Regions from separate parts of the Mus musculus genome. Here all the other regions are linked to region 7. The links are chromatin loops, found by intact Hi-C in ENCODE. Cell type or tissue: heart. All regions are shown on one strand. Region 1 overlaps Mcu (mitochondrial calcium uniporter). Region 2 overlaps Micu1 (mitochondrial calcium uptake 1). Region 3 holds the start of Micu1 (mitochondrial calcium uptake 1). Region 4 overlaps Oit3 (oncoprotein induced transcript 3). Region 5 overlaps Mcu (mitochondrial calcium uniporter). Region 6 overlaps Micu1 (mitochondrial calcium uptake 1). Region 7 holds the start of Mcu (mitochondrial calcium uniporter).

What was found. Peaks named below come from ENCODE experiments on the same cell type or tissue, not always from the same donor. Only the 100,000 strongest peaks of a DNase experiment are listed, where the experiment ranks them.
Region 1: a loop joins it to region 7, with 10 times the contacts of the local background. A loop is called at or near these places in 3 of 42 quality-filtered maps.
Region 2: a loop joins it to region 7, with 2.5 times the contacts of the local background. A loop is called at or near these places in 7 of 42 quality-filtered maps.
Region 3: it touches region 7 in a loop (6-fold over the local background); 15 of 42 quality-filtered maps call a loop at or near these places.
Region 4: it touches region 7 in a loop (2.4-fold over the local background); 3 of 42 quality-filtered maps call a loop at or near these places.
Region 5: it touches region 7 in a loop (2.0-fold over the local background); 14 of 42 quality-filtered maps call a loop at or near these places.
Region 6: it touches region 7 in a loop (1.9-fold over the local background); 6 of 42 quality-filtered maps call a loop at or near these places.

What each region holds. Positions count from the first base shown.
Region 1 is chr10:59,450,021-59,454,020 of GRCm38, reverse strand. Mcu (mitochondrial calcium uniporter) reads left to right here. Exons shown (of 8, transcript NM_001033259.4): 7 at 2,699-2,815. Among named protein-coding and RNA genes, the nearest start is that of Oit3, 10 kb to the right of the region's middle. In heart, a CTCF peak has its summit at 2,049 (motif pointing left); no DNase peak of the experiment used is centred here; H3K27ac peaks cover 189 bases.
Region 2 is chr10:59,812,875-59,816,874 of GRCm38, reverse strand. The region is part of intron 8 of Micu1 (mitochondrial calcium uptake 1); the gene reads right to left. Among named protein-coding and RNA genes, the nearest start is that of Gm23803, 2.9 kb to the left of the region's middle. In heart, CTCF peaks have their summits at 1,837 (motif pointing right) and 3,720 (motif pointing right); DNase peaks (open chromatin) are centred at 1,904 and 2,914; H3K4me3 peaks cover 288 bases; H3K27ac peaks cover 1,253 bases.
Region 3 is chr10:59,700,162-59,704,161 of GRCm38, reverse strand. It overlaps Micu1 (mitochondrial calcium uptake 1), which reads right to left and starts at 1,599. Exons shown (of 12, transcript NM_144822.3): 1 at 1,475-1,599. In heart, no CTCF peak of the experiment used is centred here; a DNase peak (open chromatin) is centred at 1,591; H3K4me3 peaks cover 1,841 bases; H3K27ac peaks cover 1,401 bases.
Region 4 is chr10:59,437,408-59,441,407 of GRCm38, reverse strand. It overlaps Oit3 (oncoprotein induced transcript 3), which reads left to right. Exons shown (of 9, transcript NM_010959.2): 2 at 2,493-2,867; 3 at 3,591-3,698. Among named protein-coding and RNA genes, the nearest start is that of Gm36318, 2.3 kb to the left of the region's middle. In heart, no CTCF peak of the experiment used is centred here; a DNase peak (open chromatin) is centred at 1,817.
Region 5 is chr10:59,492,345-59,496,344 of GRCm38, reverse strand. All of the region lies in intron 1 of Mcu (mitochondrial calcium uniporter), which reads left to right. Among named protein-coding and RNA genes, the nearest start is that of Oit3, 53 kb to the right of the region's middle. In heart, a CTCF peak has its summit at 2,136; no DNase peak of the experiment used is centred here; H3K27ac peaks cover 532 bases.
Region 6 is chr10:59,823,666-59,827,665 of GRCm38, reverse strand. It overlaps Micu1 (mitochondrial calcium uptake 1), which reads right to left. Exons shown (of 12, transcript NM_144822.3): 9 at 340-477. Among named protein-coding and RNA genes, the nearest start is that of Gm23803, 7.9 kb to the right of the region's middle. In heart, no CTCF peak of the experiment used is centred here; DNase peaks (open chromatin) are centred at 1,945 and 2,325.
Region 7 is chr10:59,613,967-59,617,966 of GRCm38, reverse strand. Mcu (mitochondrial calcium uniporter) reads left to right here and starts at 1,275. Exons shown (of 8, transcript NM_001033259.4): 1 at 1,275-1,443. The coding sequence starts at 1,297. In heart, CTCF peaks have their summits at 1,934 and 3,669 (motif pointing right); a DNase peak (open chromatin) is centred at 1,216; H3K4me3 peaks cover 2,124 bases; H3K27ac peaks cover 1,285 bases.

The DNA.
Region 1 (4,000 bases), 160 kb after region 7:
TCTATGTCTCTCATACTGGATCTAAGCAGCATAGCCTTGAATAACAAACATTTGAAGCAGCTGAGACACACAAGACTCCCCAGGTTCCCTTTTCTGTCTAAAGCAGACTAAGAGCTGCTTCCTGCGGCTGCTTTTGAACTGGGCATGTCCCTCCTGCCGTTAGATCAGTGACTGTGCCTCTAGGGTTGTGTGGGGGTTGTAATGAACCTTTCCCAGCCTCCCATACATACCTAGCAGGGAAGGCAGAAAGTGGACTGTCCAGTCCTCTGAATGCTTACCCGGGTCTGCTGTGATCCTGTGACTCACAGCAGTCACTGAGGGAGCAGAGCTGGCAAGCATGCCATCCGCCCAGCAGCCTGCCTCAGTTTCCCTCTTCCTCCTCCTCAGCCAGGGCTTTCACAACTGATGCTGTCCATTCTTAAATGACTCTCAGCTCACCTGTGTTTGCACTGTGTTCTAGTCCCCAGGGGCCCCTCCTCTCCCCTCCCCTCCTCTTCCCTCCTCTGCCCTCCTCTGCCCTCCCCTCCCCATGCCAGTCTTCAGTATGGAATGCTCTCCTTGTTCCTTTCCATTCTATTTCAAGGCTTACTTGAATTTCCACCTTTCAGAAACGTCTAACCAGTTTCCTACAGCTCCTTGTCTCCCGTTTCCCGTGAAACACTGCAGTGTATTATTCTATTGTTCTTGCACTGTGCGTTATCACAATTATTAGTTCAGTGTCTTTTCCTTCAAAGGAGACTATAATATCTTTTACGTGTGTGTGTCTGTGTGTGTGTGTGTGTCTGTGTGTGTGTGTGTGTGTGTGTGTGTGTGTGTGTGTGTGTAAAGCTGTGGTTTGCTTGCTTTGGGGAACAGGTTCACACTTTGTAACTCAGTGTGGCCTGGCATCTGCCTGGGCCTTCAGTGTGCCATGGTTACTCATGTGCTCCACCACACCTGCATAGCCTGGTGTCATCCACATCTCACTCCCTTGTTCTATAACATGTGTGGTTCCTTATATCTCAAGGACTGAATGAAGTGAACAAATGAAAATAAAAGGCAGCCACACCCTTGGGCACACACTAGAACCTTTCCAGTTACATCTTAAATTCAGAAACTCTTTGATGTATTCTTTCCAGTCAGTCAGCAAAATTTTTAAAATGGCATTTCCCTATGGATTTTGCATTTCTTTGATTATGAAAAGATTAAGCCCTCTCACATCTGCAAAAATGTCTGTGCACCTTTTTCCGAGGTGAATCATATATTTTATATCAAAAAGCATGAATATATAGCCACTCATTTAGTTAGTCTCAATTCTGTAACTACATACCCATTCTACAGATGAAGAAGTAAGGCTTGTTAGGAAAAGAATTACATGTTGAAAACCGTAGGCCCAGGAACTGAACCCGAGTGTGTCCTGCCCCCAAGCTTCCCTTCCTGATAAATGTTTATATCCCGTTTCCCTCTGTTGAGTTCATTTGTGAGTAGTTATTTCTGAAAACGAAGTCACCTGGATCTAGAATAACAGTAGAAATACCAGCGGCGGGGGCTGCAGAGATGGCTCAGCGGTTAAGAGCACTGACTGCTCTTCCAAAGGTCTTGAGTTCAATTCCCAGCAACCACACGGTGGCTCACAGCCATCTGTAATGAGATGGGATGCCCTCTTCTGGTGTGTCTGAAGACAGCTACAGTGTACTTACATATAATAAATAAATAAATCTTTAAAAAAGAAAAGGAAAGGGAAGGGAAGGGGAAGGGGGAGAGGGAAGGGAAAGGAAAGAAGAGAAAAGAAGTATTCTTGCGCATAGGTAACAGAGGCCGGGGAGTATTGCAAGTTCAAGGTCATCCTGATGTACACAGAGACTTGCTTGGGCTGGTGGGAGGGGCTGAGGGGGTGGCACTGCCCCAGAGAGCTCTGCTTTGTACACGCTCACTGGGGCTCTGCATGACTGCGGTGTTAGTCTGGAACACAGTGGCAGCTCTTCATTATCTTGTACTCGTAGCTTTAATGCTGTGTCTGTCCTGTGTCCCTGCTCCACTGGACTTCCAGAGTATTGTTACTGCCCCCAAGTGACAAGTTATGACATAGCAGTAGTAACCAGTTTGGTCACACCTCTGACCAGAAACATCAGCCGGTTAAATGTACATAATTCCTTAGGCTAAATATTGGCTTACCTAACTAGCATCTCTAATTAGCACCATGAGCTAAATGACTGTTAAGCAACATCTAAACACTTCAGGATCATTACAATGACACACTACATTCATTCTCAGCCTGAAGAATCTTTGTAAGACAGCAAATTCCTTGAAAGAAGAAGATCTGGTGAGTCCAGGCATGCTAGCACATACCTGCAATCATCCCAGCTTCAGTCGTGGTAGAGGAGACAATAACACTCTGGTGGGCTACAGTACAATACCACGAAGCACTGGAAATGAATAGACTCTGGCCGAGAAAGAGCAACCAAAGCCTGGAACAGGGCAAGTGTTCGTAGTCCCGGCTGCCTGCGGGGATGAGGGAAGAGGATAGCTTGAGCCCAGGGAAACACAAAGGCAAACAACATTTAAGAAATAACTAAATATGTAACACAGCATGTGGGTCTGTCTATGAATGCTTATTGTATTGAGTCTAACCAACAGTGAATTATCAACCAGCAGTTAATAAATGTCTTTAGAATACTACTATTGAGGACTAATGGCTAATTTCTCCTTTGTGTTGTAGGAATATGTTTATCCAGAAGCCAGAGACAGACAATACTTATTATTTTTCCATAAAGGAGCCAAAAAGTCACGTTTCGACCTAGAGAAATACAATCAGCTCAAGGATGCAATTGCTCAGGTAAGTCCTATGAGAATTAAACGAGCCCAGCCCTGTCTTCAATAGCATTGTTATCGTTGATAACCGTGGTCCTGCAATCGGGCAGGCGGAGGGAAGGAGACGGCGACCGTTTCCAGTATAAAGGTGGTTAATTAAAACTTTATTTAGCTAAAAGGTTGTTTTTTGGTTTTTTAAGGGGGTTGGCTTCCTGTTAGAAGGATATATTTCTGTTTGTTTGTTTGTTTGTTTGTTTGTTTTAAGGCAGTGGCCTCTGTGACCCAGGCTATCCTTGAACTCACTGTATAGCAGTTGGGAATGAATCAAACTCCTGGTCCTCCTGCCTCCACCTTCCTTTAGGATTGACTCCACCGAAGGTTTAGGAGATGCTGAGGGTTGAGGTGAGAACCCCAGGCTTGCTGGGCAAGTGCTCTGTTGGCAGAGCTGCCCCCCGGCTGGCTTTGCTGTTTGTGGTTGAAGAGACAGGTCTGGATGCCCGCCTTAGGCTGGCCTGTGACTCCAGGTGACACTCCAACCTCAGCCTCTCAGGCACCTGTACACTGTGTGCCCTCACCGTGATGAAAATGGTGAGCCCCAGCTGTGCTGTTGACACAAACACACTGGAATTTTTAGAGCTATTTTTTTTTTCCTTTTTTCATAGTCAGTTCTTCAGACCCTTTTTTTTTTCTGTTTTCTTGTTGTTTTCCTCTTCTATTCTCTCTACAATGACTGATCCAAAGTCTTTCCAAGTCAACTGGATGGACGCTAAAGCCAAAAGCAAACTGCACTGTGGGAGAGCCGAGGAGGGCTGGGCAGGGTACTCGTGAGGTCATTCCGGGGGATGCGTTTTAAAGACACGCTTCCTTTCCACAGAAGCCCCTCTTTCAAACTCCTGCAGTCCCTTTAATTTGGGTGACTAAATCCTCATTTGTTCCCCATAGTCTTGAGATTGCAGAGGTTTTCAACAGTTACCAGAAGGCCTTTCTTCCTTAGAGTGTTTGGCTGCCCTTCTCTGGTGTGTTTGTGTGTGTGTGTGTGTGTGGTATACGTGTGTGTCTGTGTCTGTGTGGTGTGAGTATGTGTATGTCCATGTCTCTCTGTGGTGTGTGTGTGTCTGTTGGTGGGGAAGGTTGTGGTATGTGAGTGTATGTCCATTTATGTGTGTTTTGTGTGTTTATCTGTGTAATGTATTTGTGTCCATGTCTGTGT
Region 2 (4,000 bases), 200 kb before region 7:
TAGGAAGGACAGCTTGCTTTTGCAGGGTCACTTCACATACAACAAGCCCGGAAGAAACAATACACACAGCCAAGTACAGCGACAAGCTCCCAGGAGCTCGTGGGCGGGATGGCAGTTCCATGCAAGCCAAAACAATTTGTACTGAGATCTGGAAGCAGGCTGGAGTGATAAATTAGGCAAGACTGGCAGGTACACTTATTCATTAAAGTGAGAACCAAAAGAACTCATCAGCAAAGTTCTGTGCCTTCTGCCACTTGCTATTAGAAAGCTACCATGTCATCAAGTTTTATAGAATCCACGCAAGGAGAGATGCTAAGTAAAGCGTTAGCATAGCACTGTGCCCCATAGGGAAGTGAGAATAGCTGGATCAAAACACAGAAAGACCCTGTCCTCTAAGTTAGAAATCTGAGTCTCAGGGTCCAGACTCCTGGGGGTCCTTGCATCCAGTCTCTGAATCTGGCAGCCCCTGGAAAACACTTTTATGCAGCCCCATAGTCTCTTCTGGCTATGGAAGGATCAGGCTATCCCTTGCATCCACTTCAAAGGTATTGCTGGTGTGTTATAGAAGGGAATCCAATATAACATGGCAGCAAGAAAATTGCCTTGGCAGTCAGAGAGACTCTGTTTTTTTTTTCCTCCCTTGGACAAATACCAAATGTGTACCTCCAGGCAAGCTGTTTAACCCTTTCAAGCCTTGGTTACTTTATTTATAATGTGGGTAAAATGACAGTATCTTTCTCTTGAGGTTACTGCCAAAGTTAAGCTAGATAATACATGTAAAATTATCTCTATTGATCTTTTCTCAGATTTTAATTTACTTTTAATTAATTTACTTAATTAACTTTTTGAGATTGGATCTCACTAGGTAGCCCAGGATGGTGTGAATCCTTTCTTTTCTTTCTTTCTTTTTTTTTTTTTTTTAAAATATATTGCTGGGAACTGAACTCAGGACCTTATGGCTCATGAGACAAGCATTGTATCTCTGAGCTGGGTCCACAGCCCCCTTGAGATAATCTTTTACATTTTAAGAATTACTATTGTTTTGAGATTTGTGCTTGTGTGTGTGTGTGTGTGTGCGCGCGCGCGCGCATGTGCGCGCAAGCGAGCGTGTAGTAGAAGGCGGAGTAGAAGGCACTTGATACCCTGGAGTTGGAGTTAGGTTGTAAGTCACCTGATATGGGTGCTGGGACCTGAACTCAGGTGCTCTGCAGGACACACATTTAACTGTTGGGATACAGTTCAAGGATGGAGTTGAATGAGAATTCTGAGTGCTTTTTAGAAAACCCTAAGAAGACAAGAGTCTTGTGACCTTGGCTTCTTTGAAACACATAACTGTTTTTGGCATGTGTTTCATGCTTCTCCTAAGTGTAGTTATTCTACGCCTTTGTGGAAAAACACAAGAGGTTTGTCCTTGTGACTGTACACTTCATCCACATGATTCTTTTTTTTTTTTAAAGATTTATTTATTTATTTATTATATGTAAGTACACTGTAGCTGTCTTCAGACGCACCAGAAGAGGGCATCAGATCTCATTACGGGTGGTTGTGAGCCACCATGTGGTTGCTGGGATTTGAACTTCGGACATTCGGAAGAGCAGTCGGGTGCTCTTACCCACTGAGCCATCTCACCCGCCCATCCACATGATTCTTAACACTCAGAGTAAAAACTGTCGGATGCTCTGAATAAAGTTGGCTTTTGCACGAGTCCTTAGTTCACCTCATTTTTAGGCCCTATTCTCCCAGGTTCTTGCTGCCAATTACAGCGGCAGACATGCCACATCTTCAGCACCACTGTCATCATCATCAAACTATGTTGGTAATGTGAGTGCTTCCACAGCCCAGCAGAGGGCGTCAGATCCCTCAGAGCTGATCCTGGTGGTTGTGGGCTGCCTGACTTGGGAGCTGGAAAGATAAGGCTATTTCTTAACTGTGGGGCCATTGCCCAGTTGCACAGTCTAGTGTCTCTGAAATCAGCAGACTGCCTAAGATTGTTACTGACTAGAGAGCAACTGTACCCTTGCTGTCTCTGCCTGCAGAAACAAGTCAGAGTTTGCAGAATGGGTGCCAATAGTTTAGGAGAAAATTCCAGATAACTGTGGAATTTTCTTTTCAAACTGCTGTATCACCAATGCTGTGACAGTGCAAAGGACAACAGATGTGGGGAGGCTGATAGGCCGATTCAGAACGAAACAGCCAGAGGTGCTGGCTCTCCAAGGAGGGGCGGTTCAGACTAGTTTATTAGTTCATTTACTTGCATTTCCCTTTTTGTCTGCATAAGAACTCCACGTACCAGAAGTCTAAGACTAGAGGAGTATTGTAAGCTTGATCTTCACTGATGGGGAAAGATACGGACATGGTGAAAGTACTTCTCTTGTGGCAAACTCAACAGCGTTTTCTTTCTTTCTCTGTGATAAGTTGATGGTGCATCCATCCAATGTTTGTGCTTTGTATTTTGCTGAAGTGTGATAGTAATCAGCCTGGCACACACAAAGAGCTCAGTGGACATTAACTATGCACACCAGTATTAGCAACAGGTCTGCCATCAGACTTGCTTCTGTTACCTTGAGATACATTTAAAAACACGATCTTATCCTTATTTTTGCTTATGTATATCTGTGTGAACGTATGATGTGTATGTGAGTATATATGTGCCCATGGAGGTCAGAAGAGGGCACCTGGTCCCCTGGAGCCAGAGTTGCAGGTGGTGTGGGCCACCTGATATGGGTCCTCTAGAAGAACAGCCTGCGTTTTAAACCACTGAGCCATCTCTCCAGCCTCCCTTCAGCTACAATGACAGAGAACTACATCACCTTCTATGAAGACAACATATAATGGGGAAGGGACTCATGCGGCCCAGCCCTTGGCTGACGAGCTTCGGGCAGCTGATGCCGGCCAGCTGCTGGCGCAGGGTGAGTCACTTTTTGTCAGCGGTCCCTGGTAAGTTGCCTGTGCTTCAGTAAATTACCCATGCACATGTTCACATGGGCTACCCTGGTGAAGCTCAGTGAGTCTAAAGAAATAAAAGGCAGGACCATAAGAGGGGTGTGCTGGGAAGAAGCGGTCCAGAGGGACTGGGGGACGGGGTGAGTGGGAGGATGGAGGATGAAGAAGGTGGGGGTGACTATGACGCAAACACCTTATATGCATCTATGAAATTACCAAAGGGTAAATTAGAAAAGGCGACATAGAGAAGCTGATTGAGAAAGGACAGTAACAATCACCTCTTTCCCACGCCCACAGGGAGTCCTTGCGCGTAGGAGACAGCATGAACTATGCTTGGGATTAAAGGCTGAATCGGAAACTCATTTTCTAAAAACTAGGCTTTGGTATGGAAACTAGGGCTGTAAGGGGAAACTGTAAGCCCTGCATTAACTCCAAGTGGGGCCCAAATTAATGGGTTGCGGGGCAATGATGATAAATTCTCCCTATTTACTCGCTCATTCGTGCTTCATGGTACTCTCTGAAGAGGCGAACAGCTAGGCCCTCCACACTTACTGAGACACAGCTTACACGTTCAGCGGTGGGGTGGGGGTGGGTGGCGGGTCTAAATTAGTTTACACGGATGTAAATCACTGGCTTGATTACAGCCACGACAAAAATTGCAAAGATTTACCAAGCGGTAACAGAGGCTGTGACCTGATACAAGTCTCTGTGCTCCTGACAGATAAAGAGGCATTGAGCGTGGGACCTCCCCTCAGGGAGCTAAGTCAGGCTGCTTGTCTGTACCCAGGAGGTGGCGACATTACGGAAAACCGCTGGGCGGAAGCTTTCTACAGGGACAATTTCACAGAACTAAGCCGCGAACAAGATCAGTTGAGGAGACAGAGAAATGGTGGTATTCAAGGAATGTGCGTGCCACACTAGCTCCTTGGGCTCCACTAAAGGGCAGCGGGGAGAGGCAGAGTTCTGCTACTCTACAACAGTTGGCCAGTTCAGGCTGTCTGATTTAACACATTTGAGGGGAGCTAAATATTAATTTGTGTAGTCTGAAATGTCTTCC
Region 3 (4,000 bases), 86 kb before region 7:
CTCCATGAAACTATAATAAAGGCAGTGATGCTCTTGCTTTTACCAGAATTGGCTTTATCATTGGCTCCTATCATTCTCTCCAGGCACACCAGCCATTCCAGAATCTTCACTTTCTGCTAATATTATTTTGAATGTTATGACCCCTGTGCGGATACTTAGGTGTTGATGACTCTTTCTTGGCATCAGTAGGTAGCCAGGGTGATGTCTTTAAGCAAAACAGAATCAAAGATTGATGAGAAGTGGGGACCGAACCCATTGAAGTCTGTAAGGTCTGGGCAGGCCTGTAATCCCACCCACCATTCAGTTGGCAGAGACAGAAAGATTCAGACTTTAAGGCCAAACCTAGTGATGGGGGTGGGGAACCTACCTCAAAAAAAAAAAACAGAACAAAAAAGAATTCAAACAAAACAAAGTAACTGGTGGCCAGAACATCTTCCCGGATAAGTGGCATTCTAAACTCTTTAGGATAAGATTCTAAACAAGCATCACATTGTCCACACCGGCAAACATTCAGGATGGTCGAGTCCGCCAACTGTTTGTTATGTCTCAAAGGCTGACAATCAGTGAAACCTAAACTCCCCAACAGATGTGTTTCATCTCCAGCACACACTCCTTTCTAATGCTGTTAAATCACCTCCCTGTCTGACCCTACTGACTGCTTTAAAGTAAACAGAGGTTTATTAAGGGAGTCATCCCAGAAGTGGATCAAAACATGTATTTATAAACAAGCGGGAAAAAAATAGGTCTTTCCAAAATGTCTCAGGAAGAAAATTATTTAATCTTAATTATTTATTTACATGCACAAATATTTGCACTTCAAGCACCTGAAAGGGACTGTAGACAAAACCTCGGATTTATAAAGGTGACAACTTATTATAAAACACAGTCCGCCTTAAACTCTTCTTCTAGCATCCCACATAATCAGTAATACCTGGCTCATTCTCGAAACATCGTGTGGGTAGCCCCGACTGGGACTGGGCACAGACAGAGAAAGGGAGAATGAGAACGCGAAGTTGCTGGTGAGGATAAAAAACGGAACAGTCCGAGAAGTCTGCAGTTTGTTTTGCTTTTCTAAAAGGCCAATGATCCCCCCGCCCCATCTTCTCTATCCCCAATACATGTATTTATCTATCTTTCTGTCACAGCTCTAAACTCCTCCATCTACTTCTGACCACATCCACGAATTCCGGGAGAACTAGTGTGTCCTGGCCGCAGGTGGAGAGGATGCACTCTGAGGCTAGAAGCCGGGCACTACAAGTTCTCCCTGACAGGGATAAGGGGTGATAGGGTGAAGGGAGCGGAGGACCGAGAGTCCCCTCAGCATATCACCAACAGCATCACCAAGACAGCAGCAGTCCCTGGCGGACCTGAAAAGTGGCCGGATCTCAGAGCCACACGAAAGGCTCGTCCCCAAAATGCGCCGACTTCCCCTCCCCTAAACTCGCCTCCAGGCGATCAGATTCCTCACACTCACCCGTCCGCGCTCCAGCTTTAGCAGCAACTCGGAGAATGCCGCCCACCTCTGACAACCATAGAGACGCAAATGCCGGGGAGCCCCGCTCTGCGTCCTCCGCCCACTCTCACGTGACTCCCTTAGCCGCTGGGCCTGCCGGGATCTTGATGAAACGTAGCAGGGAGGAACCGAGTTGGGGAAAATGGGGCGGGGCGGAGAGGCAACCCCGCCCTTCTCTGGGGCCCGCCCACACTTCGGATCCCGCCCCGAGTCAAGACTCCGCCCTCGCCTGGGGGCCCGCCCTGTCCTCAGCCCCGCCCACACGTCGGTGCCACGCCCTCGCTGTTTAGGCGGGAATGCCGGCAGATTTGCAAAATCCCTCCTGCATTCCATTGCTGATTTTGTTTCTCTGCTGTCAAAGTCCACCTCTCCTGTGCCTCTTTCTAGTTAAACCCTGCTCTTCCGTAAGTGGGAAATTGATAACGAGGTTCTTCCCACCAGTCTAGAGGCTCACACTGGTTTTATTTTAGGAACATCTTTTATTTATTCTTTGACAGTTTCGTAAGATATAATGTATCTTAATCTTATCCACCTCCAGTTCTCCACGTTCACTCCTTCCAGGAAGTCCCCGCTAGTCTCCCAACACTTGGAACTTAGAGGCTAGTGTGGTTTACTTAGACCTGTGTCAAATTATGAAACAGAGGAGCTCAGCAGGTAAGGGCTCTTACTACCAAACCAGATAACCCGTATTTGAGTCCCAGGACACTTATGGTGGAAGGAGAGAACTGACTGATGCAAGTTGTCTCCTAACCTTCAGAACCATGCTGCGGAACACACATACCTGCATGCATACATACATACATACATACATACATACATACATACATGAAAAAAGGGAAGGAGAAAAGAGCGAATAAAAGTCTTCTCTTGGGACACACATCTTGTTATCTCTGAAACTTGTAAATTTCACATTGCATCGTAAATACCATAGAACACTTTGGAGGCTCACGGGATAAATTAACTCTTTATTTGAATAAGGAAAAGAGAAAAAAAATCATCAATATATAAATTGTTGAATAAAATTTTCAGCCAGATGTGGTGGCATAGAACTGTAATCCCAGAATCTGAGAGATAGAGGCAGTAGGATCAGGAGTTCAAAGCCATACTTAGTTACATAGTGAGTTTGAGGCTAGTGTGGGCTCTATAAGATCCTGTCTGAAAAACCAAGCCAAACATAAAAATCCATCAAGATCAAGGAAGACAATGATTAAGTTGGGCATGTTGGTATATGACTATAACCCCTGTAGAGACGGAGGCAGGAGGATCAGGAATTGTCTTTAGGTTGTCCTCAGCTACATAAATAGCAAATTTTTCCCTTACCTCCATCCATGTACCATAGCAAATGTGTCACCCCACACACATACTCACACACATAATAATATGTAAATAAATATAAGAAGAAATATCCAGGTATCCCTCCCCTGCCCCACACCAGTAGTTCCCATGCCATGTTGATAATCAAATGCCTCACACTTAACTGGAGAGATTTTTGGTTTAGGTTTTTATTTGAGACAGTTCTTTTTATATAGGCTAGGGTACCCATGCTGTTCTCAAACTCATGGTAATCCTCCTGCCTTGGCCTCCAAAGTGCAGGGGTTGTGGGCATGCACTACTATGCCTGGCTCAGGGTAAAATAACACAGATTCCTGGATCCTAAGATACACTCACTGGACTAGAACGGTGCTCAGAAATCTGGATCTTCATAGTCCCATGTGATTTCCATGTAGGTGTTGAATGGGAAAAGAAATGGATTTGGGTCTTTTTTTCCCCTCCATGCCACAGAATAAAATATCTCTATTTTGTCTTCAGTATAGCAAAAGTACATTATACTAGAAATCCTGCGCTATTTTGTGTGTGTGTGTGTGTGTGTGTGTGTGTGTGTGTGTGTGTGTGTGTGTGAGAGAGAGAGAGAGAGAGAGAGAGAGAGAGAAGTTTTTTTTCTCTTTCAGTTGGGCCAACATATTAATTGACATGCTTTCAAGCATTTCCTAGTTACCTATTTTTATCACATACATAAAAGTAGCAATTCCAGGTGTGACCACAGCAGGCTCAACTTATTACACCACAGTGAAAAGTGAATCTCTCCTGAGACAGGCATCTGAGTGACTGGAGTGTCATTTCATAAGCCTTCCATTCAATTCTTTCAAATGAATTCAAAATAGACTCCCCATCCTTCATTATATCTATCTTCAGAGTTTTATAAATTATAGTCTTTAAAAACCTATGCAGATTTCCAAAGCTTTCCTCTCTCTTCTGTAGTGCTGGAGACTGAACACCGAACTTTGTACAGTCTAGGAAGCCCTCTAGAATTGAGCTGTTTGCCACCCCACAGATTCTTGTTGAGGAACTAGTATAGTCCAGTATCATTTAGAAGTTAAGTTCTTAGTTGCTATTGTAGTGTGTATGTTCTTTCCTGATAATTATGGCCAGAAATAATTATATTCAAATAAGTAAGAAAAAAAATTTTTTAAACCTTAAATATTCCTT
Region 4 (4,000 bases), 180 kb after region 7:
TTTCGTGTTCCTTTAGCTTCCTGCCTGAGTGGCTAGGACTTCCAAGGACCTTTTTTCTCTACAACCTTCCTATGAGCTAAGGGGTTCTGGGAGTATGTGTGAAAAGAAATTAGATCTCTTTCTAGGGTAAGGACGTTAGAGTTCCAACTTTAAGAATGGAAACGATATTTTCTTTCCTTTAGAAATGAGAGTAGAGCTTTTTCCTTAATGAGTAAAAGGGAGCAAATGTTCTGTCCCCATGAAAGGGGCAGACCTGGATAAAGCAGGTATTAAATTTGACCTTTAAAAATATGAGTGACTTTTTGCACAGACCAAGCAACTTCTCAGGCTTGGCATAAAACTTGCCAACGAGGATCCTTCTGGGTGTTTCTGTGTAGCTCAGTGTATGACTGGCTTAGATTGGTTTCTCTGCAGTAACTTGGGCCACACTGACACCTTTAAATATATATATAATTTACATATGTGTGTATAGACACACACACACAAAGTTTGAATCCAGGCAATAGTGGCACAACCTTTAATCCCAGCACTCAGGAGGCAGAGGCAGGTAGATCTCTGTGAGTTTGAGGCCAGCCTGGTCTACAGAGTGAGTTCTAGGACAGGACAGCCAGGGCTACACAGAGAAACCCTGTCTTGAAAAACAGAAACCAAGCAACAACAACAACAACTGATTGAACCCTGAGGAGATATGCGTATTACAATATCCTGGATGGGATCCTGGGACAGGGGACATTGTAGATAGAAACTAAAACAATGTGAATGACCACAGGCTTGAGGTAATAATAATCAATGGTGCTTCTCAGTGCTTGGAACCCAGGAAAGAAGAGGTGAACAGGGAGAAGCAGGGGACAGGACAGGGAGCTTCTAGACACAGCAAAGGCACAAGGGCTGAAAAAACTGTGACTTGGACAGTGTACAGGGCCTTCGAGGTACACCAGCCTCCAGGATAACAAGATAGGGACACAAATACGTCTGCTCAGGCCCCGTGGTTGGTCTTTGTATAAGATCCAAGCTCCTAAGTGTTCTGCTGAGCCGCTGAGCTTTCTAGCAGGGAGGGGGACTTTGAGAGAAACATACAGGGTTGTTCTCTTTCAAGTCGCTGAGGACTGTCTGAGCTAACTAGGATCAGTTTCTATAATGCCACATTCTTGGCTCCACACTGAGAGCAAAAAGACGATTTGACACCAAATGGGAATTTTAAAAGAGTGTGGAAGAATGTAATGTTAGCAAATATCCAGCAACTGTGTTTGTGTGACATCTCATATAGGGTCAATCTCTTCTTCACGCCACTGTTCCTCTACAACAGGAGGGCAACTGAACTTTCCAACAGTCTAAGAAATGACATTTAACTTTAAGGAAAACTTTAGAAATCATGGAATAGTCATTACGGGAGTTGTTGTCAATGCCATGAAAGGTTGAGAGTCTAACATTTCTTGTAAAATTAGAGACAGGGAGATGAGTGAAATATTTCTATGAAGTTATAATCATCTGTGAAATTGTTCTGGAAGCCCTGCTTGGCTGGAGAGCCATAGCCAGAGGGGTGGAGGAGACTTCCCCCTAGGAGAAGGGAGGGAATTTGAGGACATCTCTTCAGGGAGCACTGAATTGTCAGCTGGCACTCTGCTGGGGCAGCTCGGAGGCATTTTAAAGACTTTGGAAGGAACTCGCAAAACTTGAAGAGAAGGTGGCACAAGCAAGAATTTACAATCCTACAAATGTCATTTCCAGAAAGCACAATGTCCTGAACACTTTTTGCCCCAGACCGTCAAGTTATTTCCTGCCTGCTCTTGCCAAGCTGCAGAGTATTTCAAAGCAACTGGCCGTGTGCCTCGGGCCTTTCCCTTTCTGTGGAATGAGCTTTCCACATTCTTTATTCAGTCAGACTTCATACTGAGGCAAGACCTGACTGCCACTTTTGCAAAGGTAACTCAAGGCCTTCCCCCTTTTTCACACACCACACACACACACACACACACACACACACACACACACACACACACAACTCTCCCCGCCCTCAGGGACCATAGGCTGATATTGATCCGGGAGGGCAAGGGGAACAGAGATGAACACAGCCTTTGAGTACCTACAACGAATGACAATGCCCTGCAGACAGGGGCATGGAGGTATGTGTGAACGTTTTGAATTCCCCAGACAAAATCAGAGAAGGAGGAGCCCTGCTAATGAAGGGAGTCCTCCATTACGTGTCAAGTCTCAGAAGACTTCGATCTTGATTAGCAGAATTTCCACACAACACACACACACACACACACACACACACCACACCACACCACACCACACCACACCACACCACACCACATCACATCACATCACATCACATCACATCACATCACATCACATCACATCACATCACATCACATACACACACTTTTTGTTTGACAAATCAAAATGCAAAAGCGAGGTGGATGTAGCCAGTCATTGGCACTGTGATCTGAAACATCACCGGCTATCTCTGGGTCCTCTTTCACCCCCAGTCCTAGATCCTTGTTCCGCTTACATCAGTCTGAACGAGCCCTGGAGGAACACTGACCACCAGTTCGACGAGTCCCAGAATCAACCTCTTTGCGACAACCATATGAACGGGGAGTGGTATCGCTTCACGGGGATGGCAGGAGATGCCATGCCTACCTTCTGCATACCGGAAAATCACTGTGGGACCCATGCTCCTGTCTGGCTCAATGGCAGCCACCCCCTAGAAGAGGATGGCATTGTGCAACGCCAGGCCTGTGCCAGCTTCAAAGGAAACTGCTGTCTGTGGAACGCCACGGTGGAAGTCAAGGCCTGCCCCAGAGGCTACTACGTGTATCGGCTGGCCAGACCCAGCGTCTGCTTCCATGTCTACTGTGGCCGTAAGTACCCTCCTGTGCTCTCTTCCCTCCCCAGCAAGCCCACAGATGGAGTTAAAGAGAAAGGCACCGTATGAAAGCCAGTTATTGTGATGCTTATTTCTTCATTAAAAGAAAAGAAATTAAAACATTACAAGATTAGAAGTGATGGATTTTCACCTTCCTGAGTATGGAAGAGCCCTCAGTAATCTACCTGTGTAGTGATGACCAATGGGTGAACAGATAGATGCCCAGACATCCACACGGTAGCTTTGTGCTTGCTTTTGATGCTTTTTAGGCATGATATATAACGGGAAGAGGCAACTTAGTGTCAATAATACTTAGAAGCGAATTACTACATCACCAATGCCATCAAAATCTGGGGACTTCGTAAACACCTTTAAACAGTAAAGCTCAAACGCAGAGCCCATAGAAGCTGGTGTTCCCAGCTCCTGTGCATACTCTGGAGAGACCACAGTTGAGCATGACCAGGTTCATGTGCACTAATGTGTTTAGTTTGCTGAAGTCCTCTGGTCACCATGGGCCTGAGGTCTGTAGCTGCGAATTGGTTATTTGAATGGACCAAACTGCCCATGAGCAGCTGGTCTTACTCCATTGATGATACAGTCCCTGAGCCATGAGAAATGTCAGGAACATGTGGCCCATGCCTGCATTCACGAGACAACTCAAAAGACAGGGTCCTCTGAGCCTCACCACTCACAGAAGGTAACTGTTGTCCTTCCATAGATTTCTATGACATCTGTGATGAGGATTGTCACGGCAACTGCCTGGATACCACCGAGTGTGCATGCTCTCCAGGAACCTCGCTGGGCCCAGATGGGCAGACTTGCTTTGGTAAGAACTAGTCACAGGGCAGAAATGGTCCCTCGGGATCGATGAGACATCCCAGTGAATCTCTGAGCATTTGCAATTGAGCTTGTCTTTGTTGCTCACAACTAAAGCACAGCACAAGCTCACGGTGTGATCAGGAACAGTTTGGAACCACACAGTCTGCTCTTATGAAGCCATTGAAAGTGGCCAGTGTGCCTGAGGATCCAACTCTTAAGTTTACTAGATTTTAATATAAACACCTTTTGATCCAGCCATTGGCAAACCAAAAATGCATGGGACAACTCGAATGACAGAAATTTGTCTGT
Region 5 (4,000 bases), 120 kb after region 7:
ACACGTTTTTGCACTTCCCTAACATTCTCAGGTTACTTATCAGATATGTGGACTGCCCTTTACAAAAAATAAAAACTTACTTTCTTTGCAAGGGTCTGTGGTGCTAGCCCATCTCTTTATTTAGCATTGATGGTACCCAGAGACTCCCAGAGACTTCTCTCCCTGGGTATTGTTATGCCATCCACAGACTCTCTCTCTTCACCTTGATTTTGGTCACTCCCTATATGAAGAATATGCACTGTTTACCTAGCATGTCTTTCTTTTTATTAACTATTTGTTAGTTATTTTGTTGTTCGTTGGTGTTTGCTTGCTTGCTTGCTTGGTTTGCTCAGGTTTTGTTTTGGTTGAAGAGCTGAGAATCCACCCCAGGGCTTATGCATGCTAAGCTTGCACTCTTCCACATCCCTAACAAACTAACAAACTTGTGTTTGATTTGATTTTGTGGTTTGTTTCTGTCATCTAGGCTAGCCCTGAACTCCTGTGTCCCTCTCCCAGGAGCTAATATACACATACCATATACATATAAATCTAGCACCATTCTTGGCTCCCAGCAAACTTCCTGATGTGTTTCTTAATGTTAATATTGGCCAAATATTTATGAGATGCTTGCTACTTTAGAACAAAAGAAAACTAGAAAGCTTACTATTTTATTGTGACATATCAAGAATAAAAAGATGCAGCATGGATAATTCTGGTCTGGGGATCACAGGGTATGGGGGTGAGGATGATGAGCATTCATTACCCATTTCCTGGTTGTGTTTGATTTGTTGTTTTTCCTTTGTATTGTTACCATATTTCAAGGAGAAATGGCTAGAACAAAATCATTTTTGTTTATGTTAGTCTCAACAAATTTCTCATGAGAAATCTTTAAAAAAAAATTACAGACCAATATCTGTGTGTGGACGGTTCAATAAATAATAGCCTGGGATGGTGGCTGTAAGTCACAGCTGTTTGGGAGGCTGAGGAAGACGGTGGTTTATGCCCAGGGGTCTGAGGCCAACCTGTGCAACACTGAAAACCTGCCTCTAAATATAATTTTTAGTTGCGATTGTCAGTATCACTACAGAAATGGTCTGGAGAGTTATCCCCACACCATGTAAGCTGTATTCTATAGCAAGGGCCAGCTAAGGCTTTCTTAAGGGGCTGCACTACAGACGTTCTAGCTTTCTAAGACCCCGTGGTTTCTGTTGCAATTACTCATTCCTCTCACCGCTGCTGTTGAAATCTGCTGTTCAGACAGAGAGTCAGTCGACCTGCAGTGGGCATGAGTGAGCTCAGCTGTGTTGCACTAAAACTCTACAAACAGAGGTGGCTGGCCCGCCAGTCCATGCTCTACAGCATCTAACAGAAATCATGTCGTGTACTGTTGACTGCAATATATATATATATATATATATATATATATATATATATATATCGCCAAGGACAATTCGTAAAAATCATAGAGGCTTCTGGCTTTTACAATGTTCCAGCAAATGGTGATCTGAAGTATTTTCAGGTGAAGTATTCTGATGGTTCCGATGTCTTTTAAGATGTTCTGGGGGGAAATGAGGCATGATAGTGAGTGCCTATTATCCTAACACATGAAGGGTAGAGAAGAGGGTGAGAGGATCCTGAGTTCAGCATCATTGTTGACTAGACAGCAAGCTTCAGGCCAGCTTTGATCATAGGGAATGTATTTCATAAACATCAAAAGAGAGACAGAGGAGGAGAGCTGGAGGGGAGGGAGTCAGAGACTGACTGACTGACTGACTGACAGACTGACTGACTGACTGACTGACTGGGGAAAGAAGAAAGCAAACTAGCTGGGCCTAGATAAACTGAGTTTGGCAAAATGTTGCTAACTGCTGAAGGGAGTGATGGGTGCCTGGGATTTCCTCGCACTTTGCTCTTTCCTGTTCACAGATGGTCGTGGTAAAAGCCACTGCATAGCCATAATGGTCCAGAAAATGTACCAGTCCCTCCCTTCTCTCCTCACACCATAGCCTGGGAAGGAGATAAGAAACTGAATTCTAAGCTTTGTCTTCAACACAACCAGGGAGCAGCCCCACAACACTCTGTATAAAGGGTGGCAGCCAGATCTGGTGAAGGCCAGACAGATGTCTGGAGAGACCTCAAGTGGTGACACCCGTGCTTGCAGATCCCCAGCAAAGCCAGACAAGCAAGTTCTTCAGAGTCAGTGGTTGGCCTCAGACACCCCAAAAGCAACATTCAGGGCTTTAGCAAGGACTCCAGGAAAGATTAATGTTAAGAACTAAGATGTATCCACAGAGCAGTGCCTGCATCTCTGAGGCTGCCACAGGGCGGTGGGGAGGACGAAGGACTAATACTGAATAAACTCATGCTTTATGAAAGCCACCAACGGTCATCTAAGAAAGACCCAGCCACAATGTCACACAATGAGCATTGAGAAAGCAGGAAGGCAGATAGAGAATGGACACCTGAACTAAACTGATCAGGAAAGGGACATAAAAAGCCTCAGAACTCATAACAGAGGGAAGATTTTTGTTGTAACATAATACATATTTTCCACAAGCTAGCATTTTCTCAGCATTTATTTGACGAGGACTTGTTATTTCACAAGCACTGTCAGTGGTTGAACCAATCAAAATTTGTCCCATGGGTCAGAGAATACAGCCATAAACTAAGTGAGCAATTTACTTAGAAGAATTGAACTTACCAAAATCAGGGGAAAGCTAAGCATGTTGGGTAGGGGTATATACCTGAAGTCAATCAGGAGAGGCTAACGCTGGATCAGTATTTAACATGAGGGGCCAGAGTAGACCTTTCCCAGCAGGGATGACATTTGAAGAGCTAAGGGGAGAGAGGGAACCAAGTAGTCATGAAAACCAATGTTATAAACTCAGCTTGCAATCCTCCTGTCTCCCTTCCCAGGGTGCTGGGACTGCAAGCATGCATCGCCATGCTTTAGTTCACAAGGAAACTATTTAACAAGAAAGCAGTGATCAAAACACCCATAAAACTCCAGACTATACTGCTTGCCCATCATGGTCAAGGCCCTGGGTTTAATCTTCCGTACATACAAAAAGAAAAAAAAGAAAAACAAACACAAGACTCTAAAACTGCATACTGGAAAAGACTAAATATATGTTTTATATTCCTATAAATAAATATAAGGAGACTAGACTTTCCTAATGAACAATTCCCAGATTAGTTCACAGAGAAAGCAGAGCACCTCAGAAATGATAGTAAATAACAGGCCAGTAGAGACATTGCGGATGCACACAAGGAAAAAACCTCAGGGTGATGCATTCAGCATTGGTTACTACACTACAATGCAGACAGTAGTCATGGGAACAGATGCAAACTCTGTGAGGAGAACTCTGTAAAATGCTTCTCTAGGATACAGATAAAGATTCGGAAGGAGAGACATGGGATTCTAGGCTACATCAGGTATAGTTGCATACACCTAGATTTCCAGAGGCAAGTAGATCTCTGTGAGTTTGAAGATAGCCTGGTCTACACAGTGAGTTCCAGGTCGGCAGGGCTACATAGTGAGACCCTGTCTCAAACCACAAAGACTCCTGGATGCAAAGGCTTGACATAATACAGATGGTAGTTTCCCCTATGTCAACCCATGGAATTAGCATGGTCTCAAAACAAAATGCTTGGCACTTACAGGTGAACACTCACTGTAGACCAGGCACTGTTCTAAGTGCAGTATATATACTACCAATTCAGTTCTCCTGACAACTAACCAAACCAGATACTAAAATTTACCATAAACCCAGAATGTGGAACCATCATCGTGGTTATCTGGTTGCGAGCAGACAGATCACTGGATAGAGCAAAGCTTTGTTCAGAAACAGACTGAAATTCATATAAGTATTTGGAAAAGGAGGAGGATGCTGTCTGAGGTGAGATGAAGCCAGCCATGCTGCCGTGGAAGAGAGACTGGCTGTTTGTCTTTCTTAAATGTGACTGAAATTAAGTCCAATGAATCAAAATTTTAAACCCGAAAGAAAAACCAATTAAAATA
Region 6 (4,000 bases), 210 kb before region 7:
AGCTGCCTTGTGGTCATCTCCACGTGGACAGCCTATAGTTATTTTAAATCCAAGGCACCTACAACAGAATACTATCTTTCTTCCCATCCAAATGAACTTTTCAATGTTCTTCAGTTCCAGTGCATGGAGCCATCTGGCTTTGATCAAGAGACCTGGGGTTATTCTACCCTCTCTCCTACTCTCTGTGTACTGTTCACTATTCTTCTCTCTTTGGGCCTTAGAGCTGAGAGATGTATTCATTCCCGAATGGTTCACGACACGTTCTCATTATTATTGATACCTCTGCAAAACCCAGAGGTTCCCATGGTTTTATTTCTCCCTGTATCCGAGGCAACCTACCTTCCCATCTTTGAAGTGCTTCTTCAGCTGTCTCTGCATGGCGGTCAGCTTCTTGGACTGCACTCCACTGTAGGCCAGCAGCATGCCCCCGAACTGCCTCTCAGAGATTCTCCCATCTACCGGGTCATGGCGTTCAAACTGGGGAGGAAGCAGACAGAGTGTTCTGGGAGTTACATGGAAGGTATTTTGGTGTGGGCTGTGGGATGATCAATTGTGTTTGAGGGGAGAAATGAATCTGGCCCTTGGTTCCTCACAGAGAAAGCAGAACTGCTTAAACGCCTGTGTGACGTCATCACAATGAAGGTCATTACTCTGAGTTACTAATATGCACCAATAATAATAAAACCAAACAGTTAAACTCAGAACAGACAACCCCTCCCCATCCCCCCTTGGGTCAGGAGCATCCTTGAGGAACAGGGCCAATTTTAAAACTATAGAAAATTTCACAATTTTTCTCTTTTCTTCTTTTTAGACAGGCTCTCACTATGAGTTCCTGGCTGGCCTGGGACTCAGCATGTAGACCATGCTGGCCTCGAACTCACAGAGCTCTGCCTGCCTCTGCCTCCTGAGTTCGAGAGTTCATACATTAATAGTAATAACCAGTCTCTAAGATCATCCATGACCTTGCTTCTTAGAGAAGACTTAAAATAAGGATTTTAAGTCTTATCAATCATGCTTATGCAAAAATCAAATAGATCCCTAAGGATTTCAAACAAGCGTAATGTAATTAACAAGTTTTCTCAAAAAGGATATCTGAATGATAGGACATCAATAATGCTTAAGAGAAATATGTAACAAGACAAAGAACCTTGAGCTAATCTAAGCTTATCAGAGCACTGAGATTTCATTTAGAAACAGGACAAGGAAGCTCTCTTGGTCCCAGTTGCAATGTTAGTTCTATGTAATATGTAACACGTAATGTTGAGGTTTGGTCTTTTGCTATGTATTAGAATTATATTATTATAATGTATTATAATGCTAAATACTGGTCCCTAAGGCCTGGTTGCCCCCAAGGATGAGAAAATCTGCACATAGACTCAAGTGATGCAATGTCACCTTGACCCCTAAGTTACTCCTGATTGGTGAATGAAGATGCCTACAGCCTATAGCTGGGCAGAATTGATATAGGCAGGGCTTGGAGTTCCCAGGCTTGGGATCTGAGGAGACCATGAGAGAGGGAGAGGATGGGAGAAGAAGATGTCATGGGTAGGAGAGTCATGAAAGCATGGCTATGAGGACTGGCCAACTGAAGTTAAGAGCAGTTCAGACGAAACATGGAGAATTATAACTCAGGGTTATTAATGGGGAAATAGATTCTAATAGCTTAGAGGGTGGATATCTGCCCAGCTCTAGTGCTGATTAAGGCTAATAATAATAATAATAATAATTATAAAAGGCAGGGTAGGCCTAGTGGCCAAGTAGGGGCCAAAAGGACAGGAGGATGGTAGAATGTCCTCACACTCCCACATGGCAGGGTTGATCTGCTCTCCTGAGAGGGAGTTCACAGATGTCAGATGGTACTAAGTAAGTTCATGTCAACAAGCATGTCCCCACCGTCTTCTCCTTGTCCAGCACTGTGTGAGTCACCGTGCGGCATGGGAAGGAAGATCCCTGGGGACCTCTGCTAGGCAGATGACACATGTAAGACAGTGATAAAAATGGAAATATCCAAGAGTAGATTCTTTCCAGTCTTGCTTCCTCCCTCATGAGTCACAGAGTATACAAGCCACAAGAACTACACCGCAATAACAACTCTTTACTGCGCATGCACCTCACTCCAGAAGTTCCCCGTACACTCTCTCATTTAAATCTTTGTCAGGTCGGTGGAGCTTCTTGGCTCTGCTTTGCAGACAAGAAGCCTGAGGCAACGTGCAATTGACTAAGCTGGGTTAGCAGATGTAGTCCATCTGGATTCACAAAATTCCCTACTTCTCTGCAACCTTCAGGGCAGCACCCTGATATTCTGAATAAGCTACAACAGTGGGGAGGAGGGGCGGGGCCGAGAGCCGGCTGAAGGAAAGCACAACTCCTCCTGCAAAGGAATCGACATCACCACCACAGGCCAGAGGCTCCTTTCCCACTCGGGCCCACAGCAGTTCCCATCCGTCACTCCGTCTCTTGCACAGAACTGATTAATTTCTGACAAAACCCAAAGTTTTGGGGGGATTCGATTTAAGTTTGATTTATGGCTCAATTTGCCATCCTGAAACAAAACGGAGGAACTGATAAAAATTCTGAAAGCGGGCAACGTTTTGCACTGTTTAAAGCAGGTTTCCCGTAGGGTCAGATGGCTGAGCTGGAGTTGACCATACAGAATGTATTTACAGGCAGGGTCTACCCCAAAGCTGTGCCCCGCGGCTCTCTGGGCTGGCCTGGAGGATCTGGATAGACATGCCTGCCTTTCTGGAACTCCCTACCAGGGTGGAACAAGGCAGATTCGAAGTTGAAATGCTTCTTGTTTGTAAACCTGACAGCGGCTGGCTTGCTCAGGGTTCATGAAAAGCCTTCAGTTTCCACCCTCTAAAGGCACAAACATTCCTCTGTTGTGTTTCAAGGGCAGTTTCTAGGGGAGAGCCTCAAGTAGCAATTTCAATGCTCAAATTAGTATTTTTACTAGTTTTTGAAGACACAAACTTGGCTTTTGGTAACATGTTCCACTATTATCAAGCAATTAGAACCCAAAAGGCTTAAACATCAATATTTGTCCTTTCTGCAGCCTGGCCGACTTCAAAACTCATGGCTTCAGCTCTATGCTTTCACTTTGGACAGCCAGCATCTCTCAGTTTAGCCTACGGGGTCTTCTGGGGTAAAGCTACCTAATGAGGTTTTTCATGTTGCAGAGGATCAGGGTCTTGTGCATACCAGGCAAGGGCTCTACACTGAGCTCCAGCCCCAAGCCATTAGGTTCTGAGGGCTTAAATGAGGCCAAGCTGGCAGGGGTGCGGTGGGGTGGGGTGGGGTGGGGTGGGGGTAGAGGGCGTGTGTGTGTGTGGGGGGGGAAGGTAGGTGGTAGGTGTTTCACACACTACATCTGCTAACAGACACAAACATTCTACTTGTTCAACATTTTAAAGTTGAAGACCTACTAAATGGTAGTTTGGGAGTTTTGAGGACTGCATTTCGGGGATCTACTGACTAAAATGTCAAGGGCCATGGATAGATGTTACATGGCTGGAGAGATCATGTGTACACTTATTTTTTTGACATAGACTTCTCACTGTGCAGCCCACACTGGCCTCAACCTCATGATCCTGCTGCCTCAGCTCTCTAAGTGTGCCCCGCCATGCCTGACTCCCATCTTGTATTCTTTCTTAGCATTTCTGTTGCCATGAAGAGACACCTTGACCATGGCAACTCTTAAAAAGGAAAACATTTCATTGGTGCTGGCTTACAGGCTCAGAGGTTTAGTTTATTGTCATCACTGGTGCGATATCTGGTGGTGTGTAGGCAGACATGGGGCTGAGAGAGCTACATCTTGATCTGTAGGCAGCACAGGCAACTGTGCAACCATACTGGGTAGAGCTTGAGCATAGATGACCTCAAAGCCCTCCTACACAGTGATGACACACTTCCTTCAATAAGGTCACACCTCCTAAGAGTGCCACTTCCTATGGGCCAAGCATTCTAATGAGTCTACAGGGGCCACTCCTATTCAAACCAC
Region 7 (4,000 bases):
CATATCTGTAATTTTACCACTGCTTTGAATCATAATGTAAATACCTGTGTTTTAGGATAGCCTTGGGAAACTCTTGTGAAAAAAACTTTTGACGCAAAGGGTCGCGACCCATCGGTTGAGAAACCTTGTCCTGTGGCAAGTCGTGTTTTCAAGAGAAAGTTGAGTGAGGTCAGTCCAAGCCAGGCATGATGGTTCATGCTTGTGATCATAGCACTCAGGAGGCTGAGGCAGGACGATCATAAGTTCAAGGCTAGCCTCAGGATGTAGTATGACTTAATCTCAACAAAAATCCGAAGTACTACAACAAAACAACAACAACAACAAAAAGGGTAATTCTACGCTGGGTGTGATGGTCCATACCTATAACCCCCAGCACTGGGGATGGTGAGGTTGGAGGTGAGTTTGAGGTCATCCTGGGCTACATAGAGCATTGCCGGTCAGGCTGGGCAACATAATGACAGTCCCCCGTATCCCCGACCCCCCCGCAAAAAAAAGTTATTCTCAACTGTGTTCTACTTGCTATCTTAGCAAAATTATGAAACTTGGTTCATCTTTACATGGCTTTATTACATTGCTGGCGTCTTCTGTTTTTGTAGTTTATTTTAAAAGGGAGACCAAGGTCAAACATGGTAACGAACAGTGTTGCTTTTAGAGAGGAATGCGGATCTAAGGGTGCTGGGGAAAAGAATCAGATGTTTCAATTGTGTAGCGTTCTGTTCATTCAGCCCAATGGCAGGTACTCATCCTGGGAGTTTGAAGCTACAACCATTCTACCTAATACCATGCTACACAGCACTGCCATTGGATAACTTTACAATTCAGGGTTAGTCTCGGCACATCCAAATGCTATCTGTTATGGATGCTAACTTTAGACATGCGGTCGAGAGTTGTAGCCAACCTCCTTAAAATGACCAGTTGGGTGCTTAGGCAGACAACTTAGAACACTCAGAACTCAACTCGGAACAAGCTCTGCACAGGTATCTATTTCCCCTAGCTCTCTTATCAAGTCACTTGGTAAAGATTAGCCAAATCGAACGGGCAATCCCTTACTGCTCCATTCCCAGAGGCTCGAACGCCAGAGACCGGTCCCCTAGAATTTGCCCGTAAGGTAACTCTGGAAGTGACAGACAGCCCGAAGCCGGGATTCTCCCGCCTTTTGATTGGACTTTGCAGGAAGCCCCGCCTCAGAGGCTTGACTCAGGACTGCAATTGGCCTAGTGAGGCTGAGTGGCGGGTCTTGGCCACGCCCCTGCCGTCCGCTGCGCTGCCTGGGCCAGCGCCGTTTCCAGTTGAGAGATGGCGGCCGCCGCAGGTAGATCGCTCCTGCTGCTGCTCTGCTCCCGGGGCGGCGGCGGGGGCGCCGGCGGCTGCGGAGCGCTGACTGCCGGCTGCTTTCCCGGGCTGGGCGTCAGCCGCCACCGGCCGCACCAGCAGCACCGGACGGTGAGCGAGCGCGGCTCCGGGGAGGGCGGGGCGGCGTGGGGAGCCGCGGGCAGGCCGGGGCGCCCGGCGACTTCCCTCAACTCGCGGCCGCCCCGGGGTGGCGGGCCACCGAGCCGCCGTGTCCTTCAGCGCCTGCGGCGGCGGCGGAGAAGGCAGGGCGGGCGGGAGGCAGGAGAGGAGGAGGAGGGGCGACAGCAGGGATGTTCCCGCAGGACTGGGGACGCCAGGGCGGGGAAGGCACGGGACTTGAACCTCTCCCTGACCCGCCTCCGGGCTCGGTCCCTCCTTCCGTCGTTTCTGACAGCTTTGCTCCAATGCTCCCGAACTGAGCCCGGTGCAAGTTGTCCCCTTCTCACCTCCTCTGGGCGGGTTGGAGCGTCCGGAGTTGCCGCGGTTGCCGGTGTGTCAGGAGAGTGGCAGTGCCATGCTGCTGGGAACTGTCCCCGGAGAGCACCCCGGGACCCCAGGAGGCTGCTGCCTCGCCCTCTCCCGGCCCCCTAGGAACACGCAGGGAGGAAAATCAAACTTTATCCTTCTCTGATCAGGTCCCCTGCCTGTGCGTGTTCTGCTTCCTCGAGGTGGATGCTGCATTGCTTCAGGAGGCAAACACCATCCCCTCGGGTTCTTAAAGATCCCGGTGGTCCCTTCCGAGGGTTGTGCACGCGTGCCCAAAGGAAGGGCAGCAGGCACAAGAGAGGCGGCATGGCAAGTTGTTCACAGAGGGAGAGATTTAGTGATTCCATTAATCAGTTCTTGCCGGGTTTCATTGCTTGGCAAAGAAGGAATTCTGTCAGTAGCCCAGGGGCGTGTGTATGTGTAGTGTTGGCGGTATGGTACCTGAGCTTGGCATGGAGTTCTTGACCTAACAGGTCAGCAGGTTCCCTTCCTTTGGACTTTCGAGGCCCATATGTGTTGGTCTCTGGCCAACTCTTGAGAGAACAAGTGTAGGTTTAATTTCATAAGGTGAACTTGTGTAGTGTGATGAGAAGGCTCACTGCAGCTGGCCCAATAGAGAAGGTGCTGCCTTCAGCCCGTGCATCATGATCTGTCTTGTTCTGTTTCCCTGTCTCCTAAGAGGAAAGGACTAGAGCTTTGCAGAGAGGATAGCCCTAGACCTGTGGTAGCATAAAATTGTGGGAACGCACTATGAAAAGAACCGAGGCGCTGAGAATACAAGATAGTATTGCTATTATTAGTGGTAGTGATGGACCTGAGCTTCCTTCTTGTGAGAAGATTGTACTTTTTCATATTTGGCATACTGACATTGCTTTGCTAAAGCTTTTGGGTGAGAGCCGAGTTTTTCTATAGTTCAATTCTGATTTGCATGTATGATAGCCTCCAGTTATGTTCTCTGAAAGACATACAGGCCACCCCCAAAATGTGATGGCAGTCTTTTCCCTCTGAACTATTGGAAAATTTCCCGAGCTATCTTTGTTTTCCAATGAAGCATCCTCCGATTTTGCAGTTTGTTCTTAATACTGTTTGGGTGTGGTATTCAAGTGGTGTTTGAAAATGTGTGCCTCAGATGCACCGGTCTCTGTGTGTGTCTTCCTTGTAGAGCTACTTCAGACAATATTCTTCTGTGCTATTCTGGGGTGGGTAAAAGTGATGAACTGAATCTGTAACTGAAAGCACAATTAAAAATGAAGTGTTATTTTTGAAGGGCAGAAGTGTTGTCATGGAAATGGTGACTTGTAAATGAACTTAGGAGTCCAAGGTTTGAAAAGAGGTGAACGTGCTTGTTTCAACACGTAGAAGCAGATTCTGAATTTCTGTTCCAGTTGCTCTAAAGCCATCATGAAGGTACCCCCATCCGATTTTCTATGATTCTTCATGTGGCATTCCGTTTGAAAGATGCCTCTTACGGATTTAACTCTTGATATTTCAAGCCTGAAATTGAGGCCCAGAAAAGAGAAAGACTTGGCCAAGATTGCGCAGCTGAGAAGACTGCTGCCCTCTTGGTCTTCTTTTTATTGTATCCTAAACTACAGTTGCCTTTGTATCTCTCCCTTCTCTTATAAAATTAACCCTTTGTCTGCCAGGGAAGTCTTTGTGTTCCACAGTCTCCAGGAGTAGGAATCGCTAAGTGGATATGGTTTTGAGACACATGTGGTAGGAGACTATGGAATAAACCACTTGATCCTACCTGGGGAGGCACTGGGGCCAAGCGGACACATCCCGTGTGTGCAGCAGATGGCAGTCTGCATCGAACCCGATCACAAGCCCAGCTTGTGGCACTCCTATTCAGCAGTAGTAGGGACAGCAAATTGGAGCCAAGGGTCATAGCTAATAATAGCTGCTGCTGCTTCTTGGCTTGAGTCACATTTGTTTGTTTGTTTGTTTGTTTGGGACAGGGTCTCACTATATAGTGGAGGTCCAGTGGCCTCTTTTCTTGCTCTTCCTCTCTCTGGTGTTGGGATTATAGGCATGTGCCACCGTGCTCAGCCAGCCAAGAGTCATCGTTTTAAAAGGAGCGTAGATCAAATAGAACTTGAATAAAATGGTCAACGTGGTTGCACAGTTATAAGCATAACTCCCCCATTAAAATGTAGTCCAG